Regions from separate parts of the Homo sapiens genome. Here all the other regions are linked to region 2. A link is a contact called in ENCODE Hi-C or POLR2A ChIA-PET data. All regions are on one chromosome and are shown on one strand. Each heading gives the region's core, a stretch centred on a gene start or an enhancer-like site at or near the end of the contact. The rest is flanking DNA. Distances are from core to core; before and after follow the strand shown.

Region 1 (3,459 bases), core at 740-3,239, 950 kb before region 2:
GAGGCCTATGACTTAAAAACCAGCATAAAAATATGAGGCAAAAACAAACAAACAAACAAACAACCCTCTAGAAGCAGCACATCCAGAGAGGGCCTGAAGAAATACACTCCTTTGAGGACTTATCAGAAAAGAAATGTATGAGTGAAAAAAGGAACACGAAAAGAGGAAGAAGTCACCAACGGGAAAGAATGGAAAGGAGAGTAAGGCAAGTCCCTCCTAAAAGAAACAGACGGGAAAACTAGCAGAGGTTCTAGAGCAAGTGGAGCAATATATCCACGACCTAGGAGAGAGGTCACATCCCCCCAGGCACTTACCGTGTTGCATTTTGTGCCACACACCACTTGCCTATGATTCAACCACTGAGATGCAAACACTTTATTAAGGGTCCCAAGGTGAAACTCTCTCTCCTTCAGGAGACTGGGAAGTTGCTGTGCTGCATAACCATGCAACACTCGAGAGTAGCTGGTTTCATTCTGTAGCCTGACTTCCCGGTTCTTCAAGTAGTATACTAAGGATCTCTTCACAGGAGGAAGTCTTTTCCTTTTGTGAAGCGAGTGATCCCAGCCAAACTGTGGAAACAACATTAGAAATCAGGGCTTTGGCTACTCTTCTTCAGAACAGATCCTACTGTATTACAGAAATCACCAACTCATAACTCATACTGCAGAATTTACAAACAACACAAATACAAACACAAGAGAACAAGAATCTCAATCCAGAAAGTCGTTTAACTCTTCCAACATTAAAAAGATGTTGCTCACAGTCAAACTTACCAATGTGAATTACAAGGGCTGAAAGTCAAGGGAATGAATGCAGAATAGAACAGACTAAAAGGTTTACTAGACATTTTAGGAGTGAAAGATTGAAGGAAATGAGAGGTAGAGTGATTCCCATACCGACATGGGCTGCATCTCTACCCAGCCCCCTTCTCCCTCTCAGTCTGTACTCCCACTGGAGCACGGAAGATACAGTCCAAGGAGCCAGACCTGGCTCCCAGGTCTTCCAGGGATGCATCATCAATGACCGTTCCTCTGTCATCATGCCCGCGCTCCAGGCAGTTGCAGAATTCGAAAAATCAACCGCCAACGGGGTAGTAGGCCCCCGGGAAATCAGAGGCCATATCTATGTCCAAGAAGGCCTTCCCCTCCAAAGGGGGCGGCATAGAGATGATACCTGGGAACTGTTGTTTCTTTTGGGGTCCAAACGCCGAAAGGCCCAGCTCAGGGTTGGGTATACATATAGGGAGACTACTTCCTTCTTCCAGGAGGGACGCAATCATCCCAGCTTCCTAGGGCCCATGGAAGGTAGAGTTCACTCTACCAGAGTTTGTTTCCGATTCCCTTAACTTCGGTTTCCCCTTCCTCCAAAGCCAAGATTCTGGTTTCTTTTCAAGCCCTATCCACGAATGCAGGCCTCCCGCGGATTATGTCCCATTCCTGAGTTCCCCTTTGGCTCCTCACCGCCCTGGCCTATCTGCCCTCCAGTTAACGAGGGTCCAGTCCTGACCCTATAGGCCCTGAACCCATTCCTGTTTTGCCTCTGACTGCAGACCCTGGACCCCGATTCCCGTCGCAGGATCTGCGGACCCTAAGCCCATCTTGGTTCCTCAGCCTCACCACCCAGGTGCCGGCCTCTCAACCCTCACCTGCGGGCCCTGAGCGTCGCTCCCAGCTCCCGGCGAGGCGGGCGCTTTCCGCTTCCTGCTAACTACTTTCCGGGCCATAGTGGGCAGCGCCGCCGCGGCCCCGCAGCCACATGGGGCGGGGGAAGCGAAGGATAGCAGGACGGCGGGTCATATACTGGGCCCCGGGGCCGCGCACCTTAGTGCGCCCGGCCCGGAAAATGGCCCGGACCCGGAGCGGCAGCAGAAAAAAGATAGGCGGAAAGAAAGGAAAGAGAGAGGAAGGACTTGAGCCGGGAAAGGGAAGGGGAAGCGAGAATGAGCGGCTTTCCGACGGCAGAGCCTGCAAGGACGGCGAGCGGCTAGAACCAAAACACCCCCTCCCCCTTGCTCGCGCGCCGTCACCCTTGCGCAGCCGCACTTCGGATAGCGTCGCCACGGAAACACCGCCGGAACGAGATGGGCGGGATCTAGGGGTTGGAAGATAGTTCTCTGGTGTTTCCCGGCCGCCGCCAGGCCATTTTCAACGGTTGTTTGGCTACTGCTGGATGGAAGTGGACGAGCTGGGGCCAAGGGAATCTGGCTTCTGGCCGCCGACCTCCGACCCCAGCCCGCCTATCCGCAGGCACCCGGAAGTGAGGACCACCAGTGCTGCTGGGGGAAGGAATCCTCCCTAGTGCAGGCCTTAACCCGGTTACCTCCCATCTGGCACCAAACGTTTCCCTGAATCTGTCACAAACCGTGCCCTGGCTCCAAGGGCTGGACAGGGGGGTGGGGGGGTGGGGGGCAGGAACCGCTCCCACCCTCGAGGTGAAGTCCAGTCAGGAAGTCAGGGCAGTGTGGCCAGACTTTCCCACCACTGAGAACCTGCCCAGCACAACCAACCCAGGCCGCCCTACGAGTCTCTGGCTACCCTCTTCCCACCGCTGGGTAGCCCTGAGGCTCCATTCTCCGCTCTGTCTCCTCCTGATCCTTTCTCCTGTCCGAAATGCTTCAGCCCCTCAGTCAGTTTCAGCTCCTCAGTCACCTTCCCCTTACGGTGCAACTTCACCATTCCCTTTAGATTTCCATGACCTGCCATCTAAACCACATGGTCTTTTGTGCTTTATGAAGTAGTCATCACGCTGTAAACTTATCTGTAGCTGCCTGCCTCACTCTTGGATTCAGGTTGCGTCTCCATTAGGGCAGGTCGGGAATTCTGAACTACAGGAAAGAGAGTGGTCATTTTTGGCTTGCCAGTCCAGTTAGAGCTGGCATTGGCCTCCAAACAAGGGGGCTTCATCAGGATCACCCTTGCCAACATTTTTGGAAGATCCTGAAGGAATATGACTGCCAGCCTTCGCTTTCCTCAAGCAAACAAACCCTCTGAGGAAGCAGGATGCTCTTGCTTGGGGCTGATTGGCCTCAGGCTGTGGTGCCCAGTTACCTGCTGGTCACTTCAGGCTTCAGGCCTCAGGCCTCATACCTCCAAGGAGCTCTGTTGGACCATCTCAAGTTCTGTCAACAAGGAGATTTGGATTTGTTTTCCAAGCCGAATCAAAGACCAGATTGAAGCAGGGTCTCCTGCCATCCCAAGTCGGCACTACCACTAACCCCTAATGTCTTGCGAAAGGCAGCTCCATCTTATTTGGTCAGGCCTGTCCCTTTAGAGATATGCACATAGTGAGTGGGTCAGGAGTGGGTCAGCTTTCTTTTTTGAGTCTGTTCTAATTCTGTCTTGCCCCGCAATGCTCTGGATGACCCAAGAGCCCCTGGGCAAGAGTCTGGAATCCTTTGAGAATCTCTAGGCTCAGATTGGGCTGTCAGTGCCAAGAGGGGCACACTGGGCACTGCTGCAG
Region 2 (3,648 bases), core at 1,076-3,575:
TTGAGAGCAATGTAAACCCACGAGCTCTCCCACTCCTGTCCCATCAAAATACTCTTCCAGGGACTGCCCATCTTCTTGCTTGACTTATAGAACTGGGACTGGAGAAAAATAAAACGCCAGATGCCTCTAGTCACCATAGTTTTTTATTTTTTGAAACGGAGTCTCCCTCTGTTGCCCAGGCTGGAGTGCAGTGGCGCGATCTCCCTCACTGCAATCTCTGCCTCCCTGGGTTCAAGTGATTCTCCTGTCTCAGCCTCCAGAGTGGCTGGGACTACAGGTGTGCACCATCACCATGCCTGGCTACTTTTTGCATTTTAATAGAGATGGGGTTTCTCCATGTTGCCCGGGCTGGTCTCAAACTCCTGACCTCAAGTGATCTGCCTGCCTCGGCCTCCCAAAATGCTGGGATTACAGGCCTGAGCCACTGTGCCCGGTCAATAGTTTGTATTTTAATCTCAAAGCTGTATCCTAGGAAAACCTCCATTCTGCCTACCATCCCGGACTCTGGCTCTGGAGATGAGTGGTATGCCCTTTTCTTAAGGTAAAGCCTCTAATTCCCCATCTACCTACTGAGATCAGATGTGGTAATCTCTAAAAGACTGAATTTGGCCTGACCATGGGCCAACAGCAGTTCTGGACACTCTTTGGGGCAATCCTCCATTGTCTTCTGTATAAGTCAATCCCTTTCCAGAACTGCACAGGGGACTCCACGGGACTTGGAAGGGTTTCAGCTAAGAGTCATCAAGGTGACCAAGAGGTTAGAAACAGCTGATGATGCCAGGTTCCAAGAATTTTAGATTTTTACTTTTGAAAATAAGAGGCTGACTGCATATAAACCAAAAGAATACTTTCAGAATAAGTGACTCTTTTAAATAAGCAACTGAGTAATACTTTATCCGAATTCAGAAACTTGAGAAAAAGGAACACACCTCAAAAAACTAATCTCTTCAAGGAAGGAAGGTAATTTGCATAGAGTTTCCTTGGGCTGGCTGTGTTTTTTTTTTTTTTTTTTTTTTTTTTTTTGCCTCTAAAAGCTCTCTATTCTAAATTGAATGGGCTGAGGTAGCCAAGTTTTATCTAACGCTTTCCTAAGGATGGAGGTGGGGTCAGAAAGCCCCAGAGCCCGGGTAATTTCTCAATATAGCTGGTTGGGGAAAGGAGTGCGCGCACGTTTGTGTTTTTGAAGAGTTAGTGCAACTCTAAACTGCACACCACGAAACCTGGAAATCTGGAAAGGCGCACAAAACACGAACTGAGATTCCAACTTTAGCAAGAACCTAAAATGTTAAAGAAAAATTCCTTTCTCCCCACCCACGAGTCATAACATTAAGGAAAACTGGCTCAAACTTTCTAGTATGAACAACAGGCCTAAAGTAAGAAGACCAGAAGCGAAAGGTAGGGCTCGCCCTCTCCCTAACAGTCCTTCACGACTCAGGTCACACACAGAGGATGCCCACCTCCGGCCCCGCCGACCCGGCTCCAAAAAGGCGGCTGTGAGCTTCCCTGAGCTCGGCGGGCCTTCCCCGACCCCGGGCTCCGCCTCGGTGGCAGAGCTCCTGAGGCCTTCACATGGCGCAAAGTCCACGCCCACCGGGCCCGGCTGGGGCCTCGGGCTCGCGGGGCCTGCTCTCTCCGGGGACCAAAGGCTTTCGGCGGGTGGTAGGCCGGACGGCAGACTGGCGCCCCAAAGCCCCGGGGCGCCGCGCCGGCGGAGTGGGCCGGAAGACCTGGCCAGGCCCAGACGTCCGTTCTAAGGGAGCCAATCGGGCGGGCCGGGGCCTGCATGACACAGCACGATCCGGCCCAGGCTCCGACCCGGACCCAACGCAAGCCCCGCCTAGGGGGCGCGCGGGTGCGCAGCTGGCCCCAGCCGGGCCTGCCGGGTCCACGGCCCCTCACTCGCCCCCTAGCTTCCCTTCCCTCTTTCCTGGTCTCCACCTCTCTGACGCGCCCACGGCCAGGCCCCGCCGGGCCTACCCTGCGCGGCTGGTCCCGGTGCGCGCCGCCGCAGCAAGCGAACGGCGCGCGCACACTCACTCGGCTCCAGAAGCCATGGCGCGCGCCTCTCCCGGCCGGCGGCTGTGGCGGCCCGCGGGTAACGGCTACGAGCGGTGGCAAGCGACCGACTGGGCCGGGGCTCGGCTCTTCCAGGCGGTGGGCGAGCAGCGGCGACAAACCCGCAAGCGGCTTCCCTCTCGCTTCCTCCCACCGGCAGCGAGGCGTCGGGCGAACAACGCTGGCTCCTGATCCGCGAGGTGGCAGTGGCAGTGGCAGCGGCAGCGGCAGCGACGACTCAAACGACGGTCGCAGACGCTTCGCTGAGACTGAGCCGAGAAGAGCCGAATCATCGGAAGGGAAGCTGCTCCCACCTCAGCCAATCAGCGCCTGCCCTGCGGACTCTCGCCCGCCTCTCCGCGCCTCTCCCCAGCAACCCGCAGATCACAGCCAATCAGGAAATTCGCTTGCGGCCTGGCTCCCGCCTCAGTGATGCGACACGCCTAGTAACGCCACGTCAATTGGCCGCAACGCTACGCTTCCTCGACGGATTGGAATTCTCAGCCAATCAACGAAAGGAATAGGGCGAGATCGATTAGTGAAAGGAGACCCTTTAATCCCTTAGAGGCGGACTCTCCCACTTGGCTCCAGTTCATTGGCTCCGGAGTTTATCCTCCTGGAAGAACGTGGCACAATAGACTGAACCCTTGTATTAGTCTAGTCCTATTGTGGTAACCCATACACCCATCTTCTCCCAAAACCTGGAGATCTTCTAAGACGCCATCACCACCCTGACACTTCTTGCTCCTTCTCAACGCTGCCTCCAACCACCCCTACTCTGAACTTTCTGACTAGCACCCCACTCCTACCCCATTGTCACTGCACCCTCTGGTAACCCCAATCCCACAGCCTTTGCAGTTTCTCAGCGCTTGTGCCTTTCTTCCTCCCGTCATTAATATTAATACCTTATAATAAGGCACTCAAATCCAGAGAAGTCAAAGGGCAACCACAGAACACACAGCCAATTCAGTAGAACCCAAATTAGCAAGAAAACTGCATATGCTGGGACTTGAAAATCCTTGGGCCCCAAATAACAGGGGTCCCTGTTAGTAGTCAACAGGCAGCTGTTGGTGATATGCTGACTCAATTCACCTTTCACCCTGTACCCACACAGACACATTTGACTAAGACGAGTCGAATTTCTAGAATTTGGAATTAGGAAGGGAGTGAAGAGTTACTCTGAGAGAAACCTGCCTGTCTCTAAGTAACAGGTACCTGCCCTTGTCCTGAGAGGCCTATCTAGACCACCCTTCAGACCCAACTCCACTCATTGTCACTGTCCTGGGCTTTGGGGCTCTGCATTCAGGCAATGTGAAGGACTAAAGCCACTGCCTCCAAAGTGAGGATTCCTGTAGCCCTTTCCTCATACCCAGACTTCAAGTTCATAAGGTAGACGATGTCAGGAAAGGGCATCATAGACAACTAGCACTCAACTAGACGGTCACAAGCCTTCCCACGCAAGTATATGTAGTAGGCAGACGAGATAAATATGAAATTTTACTCGACAACAGAAAAGGAGAAACAGGAAAAAAGGTGCCTCGAGCAAAGTCAATGACTTGGTGGTGGCAGAGATTGTTTCCTCCAAAACGAGAA
Region 3 (3,956 bases), core at 155-2,654, 680 kb after region 2:
TGAAACTGGCCCACCCTGGTGCTAGTTCCTTCCGGATACTGAGAACTCAGCACCTGGACTCTAATGGGACCCACTTTTTCCACCTGGGGTCCAATGTCGTGGACAGTGAGAGTCGGGCTTTCAGCTATAGCATTAATTTATTTGTTCAGAATACATTGGCAGCTGCTAGTGGTTTCCCTGGAAGTGGCAGCAGCAGTGAGCAGTCAGCAGATGGATGATCAGTTGAGTTTAGCTGGAGTGGGGAGCAGGAGCCCCAGGAACAGGGGTGTTGGCTGAGCCCCATTCTGGGTCAGGCCCTCCCCCTTTGCAGGGCAGCCGAGGGTCAGATTTTTGCACCAAGGAGAACTGGCAGGTTCCTGCCTCCTGACGTACCTCACACCCAGCCGGGAAGTCGATGGGATGCTGGGACCTGGGGAACCAAGGATAGGGGAAGGAGTCAGCACAGTGAAAGGCTGCCTTTATCCCTGCCCACATGTTCCCTCTCTCACAGTTTTCCCCCCACAGAGCCCCTTTCAGTGGCCCCTTGGTCCTCCTAACTAAGCTGTCACCTACCATATGTGGGCCTTTTTGTTTTATAACAGGAGTATTTTCTCTCCAGGTCCACCCCAACCTCCCCTGATTTATAGCCTGAAGCCTTATCTTTCACACTAGTGTTGGTCCCTTCAGGTTTGGCCCATCTTGTATTGCTCTTCTGTTCATTCTTACATCACAGCAATCTAGTCACTCCCTGGTCATCCCTCAGTCACTCATATCAGAGTCATTCTCTCTGGCCATCTTTGGTCACTCACGTGTCACAGCAGCCCACGCCAACAGGATGCAGACAGGTGCAATGGAAACAGTCCTTGCGGAGCCAAGACTCACCCAGGGTAAAATATTTCCCCTCATAGTGACAGGGGGCTAGGGAAGAACGGGAAATGTTAGTAGGTGTAGGAGTGCTGATGAGAGGCAGAGGCTCTTCTGGTCTGGGGTGGAGACAGTAAGTACGCACTATCCCCGTATTTAGTTTGTCTTTCCTGTTTCACAGCTGGAGGAAGCCTGGGTATTTTGACACGGGATCATCTGTAAGGCCCCATCCTCCCTGTGCCCTCTCTGCTGCTCCTCCATTCCTAACGCTTCACCCCACTTTACCTTGAGCTTGGAAGTAGCACTTGCTGTAGACTCCTGGGTGCTGGAGGAGTAGAGACATCACCAAGCAGATGATCCCCCAGCCTCCTAGGATCCCCTTGGCCTGTCCAGCCCAGAGCATCCTTAGGGCCATTGCTGCTGCACAGCCCTCTCAGACCCTTCTTGGCCTCTGCTCAGCTACTCTGGTCTTGACTCCTTGACTTTGCTTTGCGTTGCTCCTTGAGTCTTAGTTTCTGTCTTTCTCCCCTGGGCTCCTGTCTCACACTATCTCCCTGCCCTCTGCTCTCACAGGCTGGGGATGTTTATAAAGTGAGGACCCTGGCCCCCTGCTGAGTAGAGCTGGAAAAGTTGTAACTCTGTTTCCTGAGGTGAGGGCATGAAAACAAGAGGTCTAGCTTTAACAAGCTGTGAGAGCTGATTCATGCCCCGGCACAGCTAGAGGGAGGGAGGTGGCCATGGAGGGGGCACTGGACTGGGCACTTCCCCAGCAAGGAGGCAGGAGGGGCGAGGGCCCCCAGGTGGTCCCCAGATCTCTTCCCTGACCTGGAGAGAAGGAAGCATTCCACCTTCCCCCTTTCTCCCCCACTGCCACCACCAGGGGTGTGTATGCTGGGATCCCTGCCTGGACCGGAGGGAGGCATTTCCTGGGGATGGTTAATCCTGTGCCCCAGCCAAACCCAGGAGCTGCAATAGGGTGCGACGGCCAGAAGCTCCAGGAGAGTGAGCAGGCACCTGGAGTGGAGACTGTGTTTCCCTCAGATCCTAGGGCAGGGTTTCCCTAATGTATCCAAGAAATAGGGCTGCCCCTCAGAGATGGTGGGGAGGGTCTCTTTTCCTCAGGCATTCCAGAGGTGAACTGTCCATTGCTTATCACCTTCAAACATACAGCAGATGTGGGATCACCCCACATCTGGGGATGGTTCTTTCCCCTTTCAAAGAGGAGCATCTCTAAGTGCCCTGATGGGATGAATCACTCCAGGTTCACAGAGGTGTCCTCTCTTTCCTCCCATATATAATGGAGTGAGGTTTTTAGGAATTTATCATTTGGCATCCTCTGAGTTTCCCACAGGTTCTGGAGGAGCCCAGGATGGATTATTGAGAGCATGGGCTGTAGAGACAGTCTTCTTGGATTCAGATCCTGACTCCACTTAGCTATGTAACCTGGTCAGATTACTTCACCTCTCTGAGCCTGTTTCCTCATCTATAAATTGGGGATAGTAATGCCAACTCATTGGGCTGTTATGAGGATTACTGAGATAATGCGTGCAGTGCTCTTATCACCATCTCTGGTGCGTAAGCGTCAGGAAATAGCAGTTGCTGTGATTGGGGCTAAAGCTCTGAGGCAAAATGGGCGACATTATTTTCTTTGAATGACATTAAGCAGTTTGTGCATAGCTGAGGGCTTCTATTGGGGATGGCTGTCTCCTGGCATAGACCTCTGCACCTTTCACACTCATACTCCTTGTCAGCAGTCCCCAACCTTTTTGGTACCAGGGACCGGTTTTGTGGAAAACAATTTTTCCACCAGTGGATGGAGGGGGATAGCAGCGGGGAGATGATTTTGGGATGAAACTGTTTCATCTCAGATCATCAGGCATTAGATTCTCATAAGGAGTGTGCAATCTAGATCCCTTGCATGCGGAGTTCACAGTGGGGTTTGCACTCCTGTGAGAATCTAATGCCTCTGCTGATCTGCCAGGAGGAGGAGCTCAGGCGGTAATGCTCACTCGCCTGCCGCCCACCTCCTGCTTTGTGCTCCCGCTTCCTAACAGGCCACAGACTGGTACTGGCCTGTGGCCTGGGGGATGGAGACCCCTAATCCATGTCACCTTTCCCACCTCTTTCAAAAACAGGTACCTCCAGGAACATTTTGGTTTTGGCCCTTGTATTGACTTCTGAATGTCTAGTTTGAGAAACTGTTCCCAATAAGCCTTCTTCCCCCAGATCTGCACCCTCGCCTCTACCCTAGGACAAGATGTCCTTTTCTCATCATCCTGCCAGGCTAACTTTAAGTCTCCTGCTTTTTCTCACTTGGATTTGGATCCATTTCTTCCTATTTCCGCTCATGTGAACTCTCCAGTTCTCCTTTCTCACCACTCTCCTGCTAGCCATCTCTTTGGCACTAAAGGCCCTGGTCAAATTGGATTTCTTTCATTTTTCCACACTTCAAAGACCCATGTTCTAGGTATTCTCCATAGGGATAGTCTCTTTGGCATTTATTTGGTTTTTCTACGTTTTCAGTCCCATTTACTCCAAGACTCACTCCCTGCCACCTAGTGCATCAGATACAGCTACTTCTGGCTGACTTTTCAAGGGGGACCACCCTACCTGTCATCTCTTCACTGTTCAGAAATGACTGTGTCAGTGCACCTCAAACTCCCTTGCTGTCCTTTTCCAAGGAGACAGCTAAGGTGGATGGAGATGCAGAATGGACCTCACGTTCGCCCTAGTCAGGACTGATACCCTTTCCGTTTCAGAGGATTGCCAAGAAAAAACTCACAGTTGAGGCAGGGTGCTCTGAGGTCGGCTGCGGTGTGGGAGGCACGGCCTGGGCCTGCTCTCTGGGCTGGAGCAGGTGGATTCGAAGGCCTGTCTAGCACGAGGGCCCAAAGGTCTTGTCAGTGGCCAGTAGCTCTGCCGCCTTTCCCAGAGAGGGGGTCCAGGGGACATCCTGGAAGGCTGGGCCCTGGGCCACCTTCTGCTCTTGCAAGCTAGAGCCAGCCCAATAGGGGGCGGATGTGAGTGGGGAGCTGGGGCGCATGAAGGTGGGGGTGATGCCGAAGGGGAAGGGATCGCCAGTGGGGATTGGTGCGTGTGCGGAAACGGGGACA
Region 4 (3,929 bases), core at 567-3,066, 700 kb before region 2:
TTGCCCAACTGCTCCAGCTCGGGGGAAGAAGAGAAGGAGACTAGCAAACAGTAATTAGCCTCCTCCCAGATGCCAGTGTCTGTCTCTAAGTCCCCAGGGACTTCCAAGGAGATGCCGGAAATACTCAGGTTTTTCACCTCCCCCATGCAAGAATGCAAGGTGTGGAGCAGAATTTGATCCTAAATGTCAATACACAGCTCCTCCCATAGGCACTTCCCACACGGTGCTAGCTCAGGGCCTCATTCTCAGTGCCCTCTGCCCCCAGCTGCCTAAGCTTGTCAGCCCTAGCTGGTCTGGAACAGACTCTTATTCCCTTTCTCTCAGTCTACAATGACTTAGCTTTCCTCCCCATTCCTATATAGATACAGCTTAGAAAACACCTCCTGGAAAATGCAGCCAGTGGCCTTTAGGTGATGCCCTCAAGCTGAGCAGAACCCAAAGAAGGCTTTAGGTGGCTCAGATCACACCTGTGAGTTTATATTCATTCATTCAAGATAACCAAAGCCCTATTCTGGGCACCAAGGAAATAAGGAGAGAGAGGGTCAGTATCTGAAGAGGAGAGAGACTTCCTCATCCTCAAAACTTTCATATGAAGTCAGCCTATCTCATGAGCCCTGGAGGCAGGAAGAGGCCACCAAGGTGGATTCAAAAGCCCTTTCCGACAGTTATGTTTTGAGAATCTTAATTTTCTGGGATCTGAAGTTCTTTGATGAAAGACAGAAGCCCACAGGCCTGGGCACCCACCCACCCCAGGCACCATGATAGTGTCCCAAATGTCACCACAGCATCCAGTTCTATCAACAATGTGGAACAGCAGACATAGCTGCAGTGTCCATTTTACAGGTGAGGAAACGTGGCCCAAACAGAAAAAGGAACTTGTCTGAAGTTAGCCAGGTATCAAGGCTGCCTGGATCTAAAATCCCAGCCCAGCTCTCCACAGTGTAAGTTTTAGGAGATGGGAGATAATGATCTGACCTGGCTGCCTGAATGCAGTAGCAGAAAGGAGCCCTGGGGCTGAGCTGGTGGGACCAGCTTCCATCAGATGGACATGGCATGGTGAGGCCTGTCTTTCCAAGGGCTGGTGCTGCTGCTTGCTCCACGCGGACCACGAAGACCACGAGGGCAGCAAAGAGGGCAATTTTAATGGCATCTGGTACCGGGGCTTTGGGGGAGGAAGTCTGTGGTTCCGGTGTTAACAGTGGTGCCAGAGACCTCTGTAATCTGCCGCCTCCGCCAGGTGGAGTCTGGGCTCTGCCCCTGCTGAGCCTCTCCCCACCGGACACTCAACCTCAGCCTTGGCTGCCACAGCTAGTCTGGTCTGAGGGGGAGGGCCCCGCCCGACTCAACTGAGGGGAGGCCATTCCAAGTAGAATCGTTAGTTGGACACAGTTCCCGGGGGGATGGAAATGTCAAAGGCAACTCGATCCGGCCCATCTCCCTCTCCTGCCAGGCGACGGTATCCGCGGGGATCGAGTGACTGCCTACATAGCCTGGAATACTCCACAGCCGCCCTCCCTACCCCGCCCTGAAGGCTATACTGTCCGAAGGGGCCGACCGAGGTCAAGGGACCTGTCGCCCCGCGGGAATCGCGGCCGTGGGATGGGCCCAGGTGTTCAGGCTCGCTCCACCCATTCATCGGTGGGAGCGAAAGTTCAGGAATCGTGCTCCTTCAGCAGCCCCCCGCCCCCCACAGCCCTCCCGCTGGGCTCACCCATTGCAGTTACAGCCCGGCAGAAGCGGGGGTGAAAGAGCTTCCCGCCGATCCCCTGCGCTTGAACCAGAGTGAAGCTGCCGCCGCGCCGCGCGGGGCTCTGTCTGGCAGGGCACAGCCCCTCCTCGGGTCCCGCCCTGGGGTTCCTCGGCCACGCCCCAGTCATCCAGTCTCGTCTCGGGCCTCAGAGTCCAGCCCTGCCCTTGACGTTCGACCCCTCCTCCCAGGTTATCAGGCGGATCTGTGGCCCCGCCCCTCAGCCCCACCTTCCTCCCACCGCTCTGTGCTCTGCCCCTGGCATTTCAGGCTTGCTCAGTCCTGCGCCCCGCGGCTCCGACTCCCGCCGGCGGGCCCGCCCCTCCTGGGCCACTGCTAACCCGCAAGCGGGCGGGGCTCGGCCCCAGGCCTGCTGGGACATGTAGTTCTGCAGAAAGGAGCAGCTGCGGAAGGTTGGGGTTCTTGCACCTCTAGGCTAGGTTTGGAATGAGGATGAGAGGGAGAGAGCTGCAGGGTAAAGGAGCAGAGCTGGCCATTGGAATTCCTTCCTTCCCGGTTTGGACAGGTGGAGGCCATATCGGTATAACGCTCTCACAAGCCCTCAGCTTTCCATACGGAAAAGTGGTGGCGGAATTCCGCGAGTATCTCAGCTCCCAATGCAGGTGCTTCCAATCGAGGGCCCCACGGAGGGAGCTGTAGTTCCAACCCGCCGCGAGTCCAAGCTGTCGGTTCCCACCGGACCAAACCAGCGGTGTCCGAGGTCAGGGACTGAGAAGACCGGTTTCTGCTCGGTGTTTTGCAACGTCACCCGCCTCCCAGACCGCTACCCCCAGACTAGTTATTTATAGGGTCCAGCCCCTCCTCCTAAGTTACAGCCTTTAGTTAGAAATGCCCAAGCTGCGGGAAAGTGGGTGTGCCCCGCCATGCCCCTCTCCCCGGGGGCTGGGCAAGACTCTGAGGTTTCATTTCTTTTTTATTTTATTTTATTTTTATATTTATTTATTTTTGAGTTTCGTTCTTGTTGCCCAGGCTGGAGTACAATGGCACGATCTCAGCTCACTGCAAACTCCGCCTCCCGGGTTCAAGCAATTCTCCTGCCTCAGCCTCCCAAGTAGCTGGGATTACAGGCACGCACCACCGCGCCTGGCTAATTTTGTATTTTTAGTAGAGACAGAGTTTCACCATGTTGGTCAGGCTGGTCTCAAACTCCTGACCTCAGGTGATCTACCTGCCTCGGCCTCCCAAAGTGCTGGGATTACAAGTGTGGGCCACCGCGTCCGGTCTTTATTTTTTTGAGAGAGGGTCTCGCTCTGTCGCCCAGGCTGGAGTGCAGTGGCGTTAACATAGCTCACTGCAGCCTCAATGTCCTTGGTTCAAGCTATCCCCTCCCGCCTCAGGCTCCTGAGTAACTTGGACCACATGTGTGTGCCACCATACCCTGCTAATTTTTAAATTTTTTTGTAGAGAAGGGGTCTCTTTATGTTGCCCCAGCTGGTATCGAATTCCTGGGCTCAAGTGATCCTCCTGCCTCTGCCTCCCAAAGTGGTGAGATTACAGGTGTGAGCCTCTGCACCCAGCTGGTTTCATATCTATTTGATGCAGAAATAAAAATACTGAAGATCACAGAGATTTTAGAATGGCCCCTTCTCGCTCCCTGAGGGGCAGAGAAACAGGGCTTTGTTTTGCAACTTGAAATTTCTTTGTCATGAGACCCTCCAAAATTATGTTTTGACCAGTTGGACTTGGAATGGGGGACACACCTTGTGCAGCAAGGGTGTCTGAGCACAGAGAGGCTTTTGGGAGGCTGTGATGGGGACTCCTGGAAGCAGAGATCAAGAGCTTTGGGTGTAGGGATAGGTCTTTGACTGTGGAAGGAAGGATTCTGGGTCCTCTGATGAGTGGGAGGGCATCTAAGTTTGGGAGCATACTGAAGAAATGTTAGCTGGAGGGTCTTCGTGGGGTGGAAAGTAGATGGCTCCTGCCTGCATTGCAGGGTGGACCCATCCGTTTGGGCTCTGGGATTCAGGGGAGGAGGATAGCAGCTGGATATAAGGCTACTGTTCTGTGTCAGGAGGGCACTCAGGGATGTACTGAGATGATGGGGTTGGAAGGGCCCAGGGAAGGGTGACTTTGAGAAAAATTGCATCTCAGTTGAAGGGGTTTGATAGAGGCCTGAGTGACTGGCCCTTCACTTCCAGATCCTGCTGGGTAAGGACACAGG
Region 5 (4,044 bases), core at 1,141-3,640, 560 kb after region 2:
ATTTTTAGTAGAGACGGGGTTTCACCGTGTTAGCCAGGATGGTCTTGACCTCCTGACCTCGTGATGCGCCCGCCTCGGCCTCCCAAAGTGCTGGGATTACAGGCTTGAGCCACTGTGCCCGGCCTTCTCCTCTATTTGTAAGAATGTTTTCTTTCTCATAACTAATCTTGTCTATTTAATCTTTCTCTCTTTTTCCCCCTTTAATTTGGCTTGCAAGAGGTTTATTTTATTAGCTTTTTTTTTTTTTTCGAGAGGGAGCCTTACTCTGTCGCCCAGGCTGGAGTGCAGTGGCACCATCTCGGCTCACTGCAACCTCTACCTCCTGGGTTCAAACGATTCTCCTTCCTCAGCCTCCCAAGTAGCTGGGGTTACAGGTGTCTGCCACTGCACCCTGCTAATTTTTGTATTTTTTAGGAGAGACAGGTTTTCACCGTGTTGGCCAGGCTGGTCTCAAACTCCTGACCTCAGGTGATCTGCCTGCCTCAGCCTACCAAAGTGCTGGGATTTCAGGCACGAGCCACTGTGCCCAGCCTTATTAGCTCTTTTAAAAGACAATTTTTTGGATTTATTTATCCTTTTTAGTTTTTTTTTTTTTTTCTTTTTGAGACAGGGTGTGGCTCTGTTGCCCTGGCTGGAGTGCAGTGGTGCAATCTCAGCTCACTGCAACCTCCACCTCCTGGGCTCAATCTAACCTCCCATCTCAGCCTCCCAAGTAGCTGGGACTACAGGCGTACACCACCATGCCTGGCTAATTTTTGTACTTTTTTTTTTTTTTCTTCAGAGATGGGGTTTCACCATGTTGCCCAGGCTGGTTTCGAACTCCTAAGCTCAAGTGATTCTCCCGCCTTGGCTTCCCAAAGCGCTGGGATTACAGGCATGAGCCACTGTGCCTGGGCCTTCTTAGTATTTTTGTTTTTTGTTTTTTTTTTTTCATTTCATTAGTGTTAGCTTTAGTTATTATTTTCTGATTTGATTTCTTTTCTTATTCTTTTCATAATTTCTTGAAATAAGTGCTCCCTTTATTTTTCCTGTGCGTGTGTTGTTTAAAGCTTGCTATCTTTTTGACAGTATAATATATGATACAGGGTAATTGAGAGAGTTTCTCATGTTACGCTGTTTTCTCATTTCACATTTTTATTTTGTGAACATAGTATTTTCATTCTTTTTTTAAAAACCAGTTTTATTGCATTGTAATTTATATACAACAAATTGATCCATTTTAAGTGTACAATCCTATGAGTTTTGACAAGTGTATTCAGTTGTGTAATTACCACCACAATTAAGATACAAAACCTTCCTATCTCTCCCAAAATCCTCCTATCCCTTTGCAGGAAGTCTTCTCCCACCTCCCCCAGCCCGTAACTTAAATTTCTCTTGTTTGATATCAGTACAGATGTTCCTTGACTTAGGATGGGACTACGTTCCGAAAAACCCATCATAAGTAGAAAGTAATGTTAGTCGAAAATGCATTTAATACCCTGATAAACCCATCGTAAAGTCAAAGAATCCTAAGTTAAACCATTGTTAAGTCGGGGATTGTCTGTATATAGCCTCTGGTTTTTAAAATAATATTTAATATTTGCCTGGTATCTCTTTCCATGTCTTTATTTTAAAACTTTATCACTTTAAGTGTGTTTCTCTTAAGTAATGTGTGCCTAAATTTGATTTATAACAAAATCTGACAGTCTTTTAATGGTAGATTTCAGTCCGCTTTTATTTACTGTAATGAGTGATGTATTTGATTTTCTTATTTCCATCTTACTTGTTTTAAAGTTTTTTTATATTGTTGTTAACTCTTCTTTTTTTTAATCTTTGCTAGATTAAATAAATTACTACTCATTCAATTTTTCTCCTCATTAATTTGGAGTTTGTCATTCTATTAATAGTTACCATCCCTGTCCCTGCTCTCAGATAGATACACATGACTTTTCTAGTGTATGAAAACAACAGCTACTATTTCCAGAATACTTTAATTACCTTCTATTTCCTCCCCATCCCAATAAAATGTAATCTTTTTTATTTTTGAGACAGAGTCTCACTCTTGTTCCCCAGGCTGGAGTACAGTGGCACGATCTTGGCTCACTGCAACTTCCACCTCCTGGGTTCAAGCGATTCTCCTGCCTCAGCCTCCCAAGTAGCTGGGATTACAGGAGCCCGCCACCAGGCCCAGCTAATTTTTGTATTTTTAGTAGAGACAGGGTTTCGCCATGTTGGCCAGGCTGGTTTTGAACTCCTGACCTCAGGTGATCCGCCCACCTCGGCCTCCGAAAGTGCTGGGATTACAGGCGTGAGCCACCGCGGCTGGCCAAAATGTGACCTTTAGATTACTTTCACTTCCCTTCCTTTCTCCCATTTTTCCTCCCCACCTCTCCCTGCCTTAGACTTCTGGAACACTTTTACCTTCCCCTTATCCCCACCGCCTGACTCCACAGTTTTAATGAGATAATTTAGTCCTTATTAGAATTTCCCTTATAGTGTGTTCCATCTGTTTCAAGAGTCCTTATTTAGCATATATGTTACACCTCATAAACAGACATGGTTCGTTGCTCCCCACTGGTTTCTTGCTTCTTCTCTTCCCCTGTCTTGAAGTCTGTGTTAGGATTCATTTGTTGTTTATTAGAGTCTCTTCTCAAAAGTATTTCTCAGATGAGGTACTCAGTGATTTTTGCAAATCTTTTTTTCTTCCTTGGCTGGGTATAGGTTGCAGGCCTTTTCTTTCATTAGCCCACATTCCATCTGGGGGTCTTTTAACTTTCAGGGTTGCAGATGAGAAAAAATAACTTGCTTTCTGCCTTAAAGTATGTAAGATTTCCTATATTCTTAGAGTTTTGGAATTTTTGCCTATATGTAGCTGAGTGTGTGTCTTTTCGTTTCAATTGGAGCTGGAATCATTCTTTCTTCAGCTTAGAGAAATTTCATCTATTATTTAATTATGATCTCTCCTCTCTTGTTCCTTTTTCTCCTGGAACCCACAGCATTTGCAGGTTAAGTCTACTCTATCTGTTCCAGGCTTCTACCTTCTACCACATATTTGCAATTCTATATTTTTGTGCTAGATTTTGAGACTTTTTTTCTATTTAATTTTCTAGACCTATTTTGGGGTTTCAGCAATGACTGTCCTCTCCTTTGATTTATCAATGGAAATTTTTAGTTCTGAGATCACATTTTCTAGTTCAAGGAAATCTTTTGTGTTTGAGCTTCACACATATCTCTTCCAGGCTCTCATTTTTTCTGTCAGGGATTCAGCTGTCTCTGCCAGCAGGTTCCTCTGCCCTCTGGTTTTTCTGCATTCTCCCAGCCTCAAGGGCTGAGAAATTAAATCCACCATTAGTTTTGCTGGTAGTTAAGACCCAGAAGAGTCATGATTGTCCTTGGGAAGCAGGCTGTCTCTGAGACTTGCTTTCTTCCTGAAAGTCCTTGCTTTTGGCTCTGAGGCTGTTTTCCAGAACTTGTCTATAAGGAATTCTCTCTGCTTGGAGCCCAGAGGAGCCCACTTAAAGTTTGTCACCTATAGCTGGAGTTGTCAGAGGGGGTGTGGAATGGAGAACCTCACTAGAGTTTCCTAGAATTCTCTTGCTCTAAGAGGTCTAAGTATCACTATTAACAAATAAAAAGTCACCAAAACACTTAAAGCCAGGAAGTGTTGAAAGTAGTTACCTCTGGGAACTATGACTGGGAGTAGGAATTGGAATTGGGGGAGAGAGGTTTTTACTTTTATTTTTTCCCCTATGCTAGGATTTCTCACCCTCAGCACTATAAATTTTGGGTGAGAAATTCCTTATTGTGAGTAGCTGACCTGAGTTTTGTAGGTTGTTTAACAGCATCCTTGACCTCTTTCCACTACCACCCCCTCCCCAGTTGTGAAAACCAAAAATGTTTCCAGACATGCCCTAAATGTTTCCTGCAGGGGGTGGGGGCAAAGTCACCCCTGGTTGAGAACCACTGTTGTGTAGCCTTTGGTTCTATTTGACTTTTTTTTTAACCACGTGCACATTATTTCTATAATTAAACATTTAACTGAGGTCACAAGACCGAAGAGGAAAT
Region 6 (3,626 bases), core at 629-3,128, 960 kb after region 2:
ACTGCGCCCAGCCGCAACTGTTAATAATGATAGCATCATGACTCTTTGGCCCAGTGACTGTGTCAATAGTGGTACTATTACTCTCAGAGGGGAATTGTTAAAATAAATTAAAATGAAGACCAGGTCTGCAGAATTCCTGAGCAGATAGTCAATTTAGTCCTCATAAGTGACCTTAAACTTACTTGAGTTAATCTGAGCTATTTCTTGTAAATGCATATATTAAAGAAAAACAGAACAAGCTCAACCAATCAGAAGTAGTCCACAAACTTGTATAACTAGAGGCTTTTTAGTGGGATAGACCAAATAAGGCAACTTTATAACTGTAACCAATCAAATATTTTCTTTTTATTACTTTCCCATTCACTCTGTAAAAATCTGCTTCTTCGACAGAGCTGAGCCCCAGAACCACTTCTGGTTTGCAGCTTCTCAATTCATGAATCACCGCGTGCTGAAGTAAACTTTAAAATTTTATTGTGCCTCAGTTTACCTTGTACACAGAAGCAACAGAGTCATCAGAGGAGATGTTTTAGATATTTTAACTTATTCATGTTTTCCTTTTGTAAACTCGAAAGAGAGGATAAATGTAAGAGCCCAAAAACATAAAAACCAACTTTAATATATGGATTTTGTTTAGAACTTGAAAAATTGTAAAAAGAAATCATGAGACAATAAGAAAAATGTAAATAATGACTGGATATTTAATAATATTAAGGAATTTTAAAAATGTTTTAAGTAATTTAGCCCCAGGTGTCTTCATGAGAATTTAAAACGGTGGTCATGCTTTTTCAAAAAAGGAGGAAAAAGGGTTTAATTCAGGAACACACAGAGAAAAAAAGAGACAATGAATTAGCTTTGCTAGCCAGTGGCTTAAACATTCTCCACGTAGCTGCTGGGCTGATGGGTGGGGTGGGACCCACTTCCAACTTGTCTCTTGGACAAAGTCTATACTTCTCAGCCGGATATTCAAGGCTTTCCACATCTAGGTATACAAGCGTTCTCCTATCCTCTTTTCCTATCAGGAATAGGTGCTTAATAGTAACATCAAGGCCAGGCACAGTGGCTCACGCCTGCAATCCCCGTACTTTGGGAGGAGGAGGCTGGGGGATTGCTTGAGGCGAGGAGTTCGAGACCAGCTTGAGAAATATGGTGAAACCCCTTCTCTGCAAAAAAAATATAAAAATTAGCCAGGCGTGGTCACCTGCGCCCGTGGTCCCAGCTATTCAGGAGGCTGAGGTGGGAGGATCGCTTGAGCCCGGGAGGCGGAGGTTGCAGTGAGCCGAGATCGCGCCACTGCACCCCAGCTTGGGCGACAGAGCGACTCTTGCCTAAATAAATAAATAAATAATTTTTAAAGTACAACAAAGACACATTGAGGCTATAGTGCCAAAGAGCTCTAGTGATGAACCCTTGTCAGGGGGCCGTGTCTGCGGGAGGCCGAAGGATCCCGGGTGACATGCTTTCTTTGGGTGCGAGGCAGCGTCTCGGCAGAAAGAATATTGCGAGTATTACTGAGGGTACATGAAGGAGAGAAGCCCCTTTGGTTCGGCCTTGGACTAAGCCCTTGTTCTCAGGTGAACTTGCAGTGTGATCTTGAGTAAGGTCAGTCTCCTCTCTCACCTCAGTGGCCCGAAACCTCAGGAGGTGGCAGAGGTTTTCTAATGACTCTCCCAGCTCTGACATCCTCTGACTTCACTCTGGGAGAACGTGGGCTGGTGGACTCCTGGCAGAAGCCGACACACAGTTGGGCCATAACAAAGAGCCCTGGTACGGGGCACGTTCCCGCCCCCGGGAGGTTTTGGAAACACTGTGAGGCAGGGGGCGGGGCTTGAGCGGGCCGCAGCCAGTCACCAAAGGGCCGGGCGCTGGGGGCGGGGCCTCGCGCGAGCGGCGGCGGTAGCGGCGGCAGCGGCTGCGGCCAAGCTGGGTCCGAGCATCCCGCGGCTCTGGAGCCGCCCGGCCCGGACATGGCGACCGTCCGGGCCTCTCTGCGAGGTGCGCTGCTCCTTCTGCTGGCCGTGGCGGGGGTCGCGGAGGTGGCAGGGGGCCTGGCTCCGGGCAGTGCGGGTGAGTAACCTCCAGAGCAACGGTTCGAAGCTGTCGGGAGCGGCCGCCACAGCGCTCCAAGATGGCGCGGGGCAGGGGGCGGGGGTGCGCGCGACCCCCAGACCCTGCCCACGTCCGGCGACCCCGGGACCCCAGGTCTCAGCGCTCCAGAGGCTGGTGCCGAGGCGGGGCGAGTGAGGAACTCTCTCCGCCCCAAGATCTTCTGGGCGGTGACTCGGGTTTGAGGCCTTGGTCTGTCACCCACCGACACGGGCCCCCTCTTCGGCACTGACCCCTTCGCTTGCCTCTGCTGCTTGTCAGAAAAGGGTGCGATGCCCCCGCCCAGGATCGTCGCGAGGTTTAGATGGGATTTCGGATACGCAGCCGCCCTACCGCGGCCCTAGTTAGTTATTGTTACTTGTTACTTGACCCGCACTTGGTTCATAACGACCTTGGTGGCGGTGAGCACTGACGGTCCCCACAGCCCGCGTGGTGGGTCCTGGACTCGGGCAGGAGACATTAAAAATCAGTAAACCCTGTCCCCCGGGGGCTGGCAGGCTTGAGGAGAGAAATTCTTGCTCTACAAGAACTAAACCAAGGATGGATAGGAAACTGTTAAGTGCTTATTGATTGCTTCCCGCTTGCTGGCCTTTTGAGTGCACGCCGACTCCTTCCGTCCAAAAGCTCTCTCGGTAGGAGATGGGGTACAGCAGGAGATTGAAGTAACTCGAATTCAAGGCAGAAATGTCCAGAGGAAATGAAGGGCCATGTATGAGTGCACAGAGGGAGAGAGGACATCGACCTAGGATGAGTGGAAAGTGGAGTGATTCCCCCTAGCTGTACTAGACATTGAAAGATGGCTAGGACGTGTGCATGCAAAAGTGGTGAAGTGCATTGCTTACAGGGAGACAGGCAGAGACACCTTAAAAAAAAAAAAAAAAAAAGCAAAGTCAGCCGGGTGCGGTAGGCTCTCCCCTGTAATCCCAGCACTTTGGGAGGTGGAGGCGGGCGGATCCCTTGAGCCCAGGAGTTCGAGGCCATCCTGCTTAACATAGTGAAACCCCGTTTCTACTAAAAATACAAAAATTAGCCGGGCATGGTGGTGTATGCCTGTTGTTCCAGCTACCCGCGAGGCTGAGATACGAGGATTGCTCGAGCCCCGGGAAGTTGAGGCTGCAGTGATATGCCACTGCCCTCGGAAGTGAGACCCTGTCTCAAAAAAAAATCAAAGTCAGTTCCAACAGGGGTATTAACTATAGCTAGGTTTCAAATTTAGCTGTAAACTATCCCAAAGAATAAAAGAGAAAATGCTGTGTATTCTTGGCTAAATCAGATTACTTTCCTGGGCCCCATTTTTCTCCCTGTTAAATTAAAAGAGATTGAACTGAAACACTTACAAAATTATGAAATACTAGTTGTCCATTCTCCTCCCACAACCAGTCAGTTCTGCAGGAGGTAGTACAGTGGAGTGGTTAAGAACATTGAGCAAATTACTTAGCTTTAATCTTTTTGTGCTCAAATAGCCACATTTATTATAAATGGTACCTCACAGATTTTATTATGAGAATCGAGGTAATACATGT
Region 7 (4,043 bases), core at 1,165-3,664, 740 kb before region 2:
ATGACCATACACTCAAGGTTTAAGAAGTAGAACTCTATTATTTATTTAACAAAATGTGTTGAGGATCTACACTGTGCAAATTATAAACTGGTTTGCTGAGCCAGCATAGGGAAACTGGATTAATATATCAGGCATCATAGAATACTAGATCTGGAAGGGATCTAGAAGAGTTCAGCCCCTCACTTTACGACAAAAGAGCAGCCCAGAGAAAGAAACTGTGGTTCTCCCTAAACTAAAAACTGAGAGGCTCATACCTTAGGTTGCCCCAAGGACACACTCTGAATAACTAAAGATTTTCATTAACAATATAAAACCACAAATTTTAAATAAAATGCTATCTTAGCAGTAATGTGCTACACTAAGAAAAATGTAATATGCATATAAAGCCCTGGATACAGTGCTTTGTACGGGGTGAACACTCAATAAATGGTAACTACTACTTTCAGCAGCTAAAAAAAAAGTCTGTATGGTCTTTGGAAGGCTGAGAGTGTGTGGTCTACCTGACATCAACTACTTGACTTGAGAGTAGAGCCACAGGAATTTTAATCTAATTCAATTCTTTGATTTTCCAGATGGAAAAAATGAGGTCTAAAGGGGCTAGATTCAGGCGTTCAAGGCTGCGGTGAGCTATTATCATGCTAGTGCACTACAGCCTGGGTGACAGAGCAAGACATTTTCTCTAATAAAAAAAAAATAATAATAATAATAAAGGGACTAAATGACTTGCAAAGCCACCCACAGTGAATTAGAGACAGAGACAGAGCCAAAGCCAAACCCACATGTAGTGGGTTTCCACTACATGTCACAGCTATAAGGTAGTGTTTCAAACTTTTATAAAAGGGTAACAAGAACATAGCTGCTGTACTGAACTTTTTCACTCCTTTTATTAAGGCCACCAGTGAGCTATGAATTTGATATAAGGAGCAATCACACCAACAATCAGGCTGTGAATATATAATCCATGAGTTAACAACGAAACAGTCTTAGGAACGCAATTCTATCATAGACACCTGATGAATAGATGGAGTTCACCTGAGCAGCTGTTATATGCACTTCAATAGAGAGACTACAAAGCCTCTCTACTTGTAGAATACAAGTACAAAGAAGATGCTTTAAAACATTTTCCAAAGCACACTTAAAATGTGACAATAGCTGCCGGTCACTAAGAAGCTAAAGGGAGATAAATTATCTTGGCATACAGCAACAGAATGGTTTATTTTAAGCAAAGACTAAAAGGAGTCTAATAAAATTATTGGGAGACCAAGGCTAAAAGCCACAGATGCAGGAAGAGTTGCAGCAACCAATCCAAAAAAGTTTAGCCTTTCACAAAGAGTAGAAAGGCCAGCTGTGGACTGTGTGTGGACTTTTAGGTCCTTTTGCATTGAAGATTAGGGTGGCCTCCCCCTAGCCTCGAAATAAAAAATCGTCTCTGAAGCAGAGAGACAACAAGGCAGGGCATGAAGAGGAATCCAATCTATTTCTTGTAAATTAAATTCAACTCAACAAATATTTCCTGAAAATCTACTATGTGCAAGACATTGTGAACGATGCTTGCCTTACCTCAAAGGCTTCAAAATTTTATGGGAAAAGGGAAGCGAACGGGCTTCCCGGAAGTAAACAACCCAAGGGCGAATAGAAATGCCCTAAAAGAGGTGCCGGTCAGGCTTATCGGTTCAAAAGCAAGAAGGCTTTGGGACTCAAGAGTTTAGTCTCCCAAAGTGAGAGAAGTGGCGTTCAAGATAATTGCTGAAGAAAAGGCAGAGATATGGGGATGAAAGATAGGAAAGTAGGTGAACTTTAGGAAGAGCCAAGAGGGGCCAACTCTCGGTTCCCTCACAACTGCCAGTTTCCTCCCGCGCTCAGCCGACGTCACGCGCACCCGTGTCCGCGGGCAGGCGCCACGGTTCCGGACCAGACCTACCCCTCCTCTATTCTCCCCGCCCTTTCTCACCTCGGTCCAAACTCCTCGGTCTGCCCTGTCTGAGAAGAGGAGAAGACAATGCCGTCGGGAGTGAGCCCCAAAGCCCGCAACCTAACAGTCCCGTCAACCCGGGAGCCACCGGCGGCGGCCAGGCCGCATCTCCATGGCAACGCCGCCAAGCGCCAGTTCGAACGCCCGCGCTGTGGCCCGCGCGTCGCCAGTCCCGCACCGCCCACCAATGGGCATCCAAGGAATCGGTTGACGTTCGTTGACTTCTCCTCTGGAAGACCAATCAGAGGTCTGAAGAAACCGTGGGCGTAACTCTCAATTTCCGACCTTCAGCCAATCGTTCCGCTTGAGGGAAGATCTCGCGACGTTTCAGTGTGAGACGCGCACCTTTGAGGCGGGTCGAAGATCCTTCTGCCGAATTCTATTGATGGGCCCAAGCGTAACCAGGCTCTTCTGATTGGCCGGTGTACTTCAGTTTCCGTCCAAGGTCCGCCTCCTACCTCCTTCTGCTTCGGGTGAGTACCCTTAAGGGCCCACTTGATTTTAGTTCTCAGTGGAGGAAATGAGCCTTGGAGCGATGGGAATCTGCCTCTGGCAAACCTCTGGTCGCTGCAGGGCCCGAGAGGGATGCGCCCTCCTCTAAGTTGGCAGTGAGGTGTGGGCAGGCCAGGTCCCATCCGCTCTCAGGACCTCAGTTTTCCTGTCTGCACCGGGAGAAGGGAGGTTCCCTGACTCTGAGCCTTGCTTGTCCCCGTCGGAGTGGGGATAGGGTGGGTCGTCCAAATCCCAGAGGCGGGAGAGGTCCAGGTTTAGGGCCCAGAGGCCCAGGCGCCGAACCTTCCCCTCCCTGGGCCTCAGTTTCACTTGTTGCTACCCATTAAACCCCGCCTGCTTTCCAAAAGAGATTTTATGTTTTCTAATTGCTTCAGTTATTGAATGGATAATATCGTGGCAGTTATAGCAGAAGTAAAGAAAGTCGAACAAGAGCCCCACCGCCTTAAACAAACAAACAAAAAAGGGACAGCGTAAACAATGCAGGCCGGGTGCGGTGGCTCACGCCTGTAATCCCAGCATTTTGGGAGGCCAAGGCGGGCGGATCACGAGGTCAGGAGATCGAGACCATCCTGGCTAACACGGTGAAACCCCGTCTCTACTAAACAAAATACAAAAGTTAGCCAGGCGTCGTGGCGGGCACGTATAGTCCCTGCTACTCGGGAGGCTGAGGCAGGAGAATGGCATGAACCCAGGAGGCGGAGCTTGCAGTGAGCGGAGGTCGCGCCACTGCACTCCAGCCTGGGCGACAGAGCGAGACTCCGTCTCAAAAACAAAACAAAACAAAAAAAAACTGAATGCAATCAAATTGTCAAATGTAAAACGCTATTATAGAGTTAAGGTTAAGATCATTGATGTTAGGAGTCAGGCAGACCTACATTTGAGTCACTTACCCAGACATCTCTGAGCTATAGTTCCCTTTCTACTCTTCTGAAAAATGGCAGTAATGCCTCAGCGGGTTGTTGTGAAGATTAAGTGAAATAATGAAGGTAAAGCACTTGACACAACGCCTGGCGAGTAGTAACTTCTTAAAAAATGGTAGCGGCCGGGCGCGGTGGCTCACGCCTGTAATCCTAGCCCTTTGGGAGGCCGAGGCGGGCGGATCACGAGGTCAGGAGATCGAGACCATCCTGGCTGACACGGTGAAACCCCGTCTCTACTAAAAACACAAAAAATTAGCCGGGCGTGGTGGCGGGCGCCTGTGGTCCCAGCTACTCGGGAGGCTGAGGCAGGAGAATGGCACGAACCCGGGAGGCGGAGTTTGCAGAGAGCAGAGATCGCACCACTGCACTCCAGCCTGGGCGACAGAGGGAGACTCCGTCTCAAAAAAAAAAAGGTAGCTATTATTCTTATAATAAGAACAGGCAAATACACTAGTCAGTGCGTTGGTGTACTTTTTGTAACTGAGTACCCAATTTTGCCCAAAATTAGTCAGTTAAGGGAAAAAAGGTAATTCTTACTAATAAGGAAACAAATCCATTCTTCAAAAGATAAATTATTTTTCTAGTTTCTATATTAAAAGGAATTTATGCTGTGGGACCTTATAAGGAATATATATACT

The links. A loop is a pair of places that touch in the nucleus more often than their neighbours do. ChIA-PET counts read pairs that join two places held with the same protein, here RNA polymerase II (POLR2A). Pooled maps may share reads with other maps.
Region 1: a map with no recorded cell type shows a loop between it and region 2 (14-fold over the local background). The contact joins the promoter of DCAF12 here to the promoter of VCP in region 2. A Hi-C loop is called at or near these places in 2 of 37 single-sample maps with no recorded cell type and 8 of 50 pooled maps. POLR2A ChIA-PET finds 5 or more read pairs at or near these places in 1 of 52 experiments (activated T-cell).
Region 3: a loop to region 2 is called in a map of CD4-positive, alpha-beta memory T cell, with 12 times the contacts of the local background. The contact joins the promoter of MSMP here to the promoter of VCP in region 2. A Hi-C loop is called at or near these places in 1 of 168 maps with a recorded cell type or tissue (CD4-positive, alpha-beta memory T cell), 1 of 37 single-sample maps with no recorded cell type and 6 of 50 pooled maps. POLR2A ChIA-PET finds 5 or more read pairs at or near these places in 6 of 52 experiments (BJ, HCT116, MCF 10A and 2 more).
Region 4: a loop to region 2 is called in a map of naive thymus-derived CD4-positive, alpha-beta T cell, with 25 times the contacts of the local background. The contact joins the promoter of MYORG here to the promoter of VCP in region 2. A Hi-C loop is called at or near these places in 1 of 168 maps with a recorded cell type or tissue (naive thymus-derived CD4-positive, alpha-beta T cell), 2 of 37 single-sample maps with no recorded cell type and 9 of 50 pooled maps. POLR2A ChIA-PET finds 5 or more read pairs at or near these places in 2 of 52 experiments (Caco-2 and activated CD4-positive, alpha-beta T cell).
Region 5: a pooled map shows a loop between it and region 2 (3-fold over the local background). The contact joins the enhancer-like site here to the promoter of VCP in region 2. A Hi-C loop is called at or near these places in 1 of 168 maps with a recorded cell type or tissue (naive thymus-derived CD4-positive, alpha-beta T cell) and 8 of 50 pooled maps. POLR2A ChIA-PET finds 5 or more read pairs at or near these places in 8 of 52 experiments (B cell, CD4-positive, alpha-beta T cell, MCF 10A and 5 more).
Region 6: a loop to region 2 is called in a pooled map, with 5 times the contacts of the local background. The contact joins the promoter of RECK here to the promoter of VCP in region 2. A Hi-C loop is called at or near these places in 4 of 50 pooled maps. POLR2A ChIA-PET finds 5 or more read pairs at or near these places in 3 of 52 experiments (T-cell, activated T-cell and naive thymus-derived CD4-positive, alpha-beta T cell).
Region 7: a loop to region 2 is called in a map with no recorded cell type, with 22 times the contacts of the local background. The contact joins the promoter of NUDT2 here to the promoter of VCP in region 2. A Hi-C loop is called at or near these places in 3 of 37 single-sample maps with no recorded cell type and 14 of 50 pooled maps. POLR2A ChIA-PET finds 5 or more read pairs at or near these places in 2 of 52 experiments (T-cell and activated B cell).

What each region holds. Positions count from the first base shown.
Region 1 is chr9:34,124,709-34,128,167 of GRCh38, forward strand. It overlaps DCAF12 (DDB1 and CUL4 associated factor 12), which reads right to left and starts at 1,990. Exons shown (of 9, transcript NM_015397.4): 1 at 1,646-1,990; 2 at 315-569. The coding sequence starts at 1,723. RefSeq lists an enhancer at 1,539-2,240 and a silencer at 1,675-1,724.
Region 2 is chr9:35,070,300-35,073,947 of GRCh38, forward strand. VCP (valosin containing protein) reads right to left here and starts at 2,326. Exons shown (of 17, transcript NM_007126.5): 1 at 2,038-2,326. The coding sequence starts at 2,054. FANCG (FA complementation group G) reads right to left here. Exons shown (of 14, transcript NM_004629.2): 14 at 3,540-3,648. RefSeq lists a silencer at 1,404-2,033 and enhancers at 2,434-2,483, 2,684-2,823, 2,844-2,893.
Region 3 is chr9:35,752,872-35,756,827 of GRCh38, forward strand. It overlaps MSMP (microseminoprotein, prostate associated), which reads right to left and starts at 1,405. Exons shown (of 3, transcript NM_001044264.3): 1 at 1,129-1,405; 2 at 789-897; 3 at 119-409. The coding sequence starts at 1,258. The coding sequence ends at 229. It overlaps RGP1 (RGP1 partner of RAB6A GEF complex), which reads left to right. Exons shown (of 9, transcript NM_001080496.3): 9 at 1-3,956. The coding sequence ends at 3. RefSeq lists an enhancer at 19-1,218.
Region 4 is chr9:34,375,082-34,379,010 of GRCh38, forward strand. MYORG (myogenesis regulating glycosidase) reads right to left here and starts at 1,817. Exons shown (of 2, transcript NM_020702.5): 1 at 1,712-1,817. RefSeq lists enhancers at 584-1,165, 1,166-1,746 and a silencer at 1,792-2,181.
Region 5 is chr9:35,632,346-35,636,389 of GRCh38, forward strand. It overlaps a transcript of CD72 not described here. Among named protein-coding and RNA genes, the nearest start is that of CD72, 16 kb to the left of the region's middle. Within about 2 kb of position 2,391, at least 2 of the 41 ENCODE cell types and tissues checked have a DNase peak (open chromatin) inside an H3K27ac peak, as active enhancers do; they include B cell, where a contact is called at or near this core.
Region 6 is chr9:36,035,035-36,038,660 of GRCh38, forward strand. It overlaps RECK (reversion inducing cysteine rich protein with kazal motifs), which reads left to right and starts at 1,879. Exons shown (of 21, transcript NM_021111.3): 1 at 1,879-2,064. The coding sequence starts at 1,965. RefSeq lists silencers at 1,799-1,998, 2,009-2,158.
Region 7 is chr9:34,327,155-34,331,197 of GRCh38, forward strand. It overlaps NUDT2 (nudix hydrolase 2), which reads left to right and starts at 2,415. Exons shown (of 5, transcript NM_001161.5): 1 at 2,415-2,445. It overlaps KIF24 (kinesin family member 24), which reads right to left and starts at 2,114. Exons shown (of 13, transcript NM_194313.4): 1 at 1,952-2,114. RefSeq lists enhancers at 1,781-1,840, 1,941-2,040, 2,128-2,635, 2,171-2,360.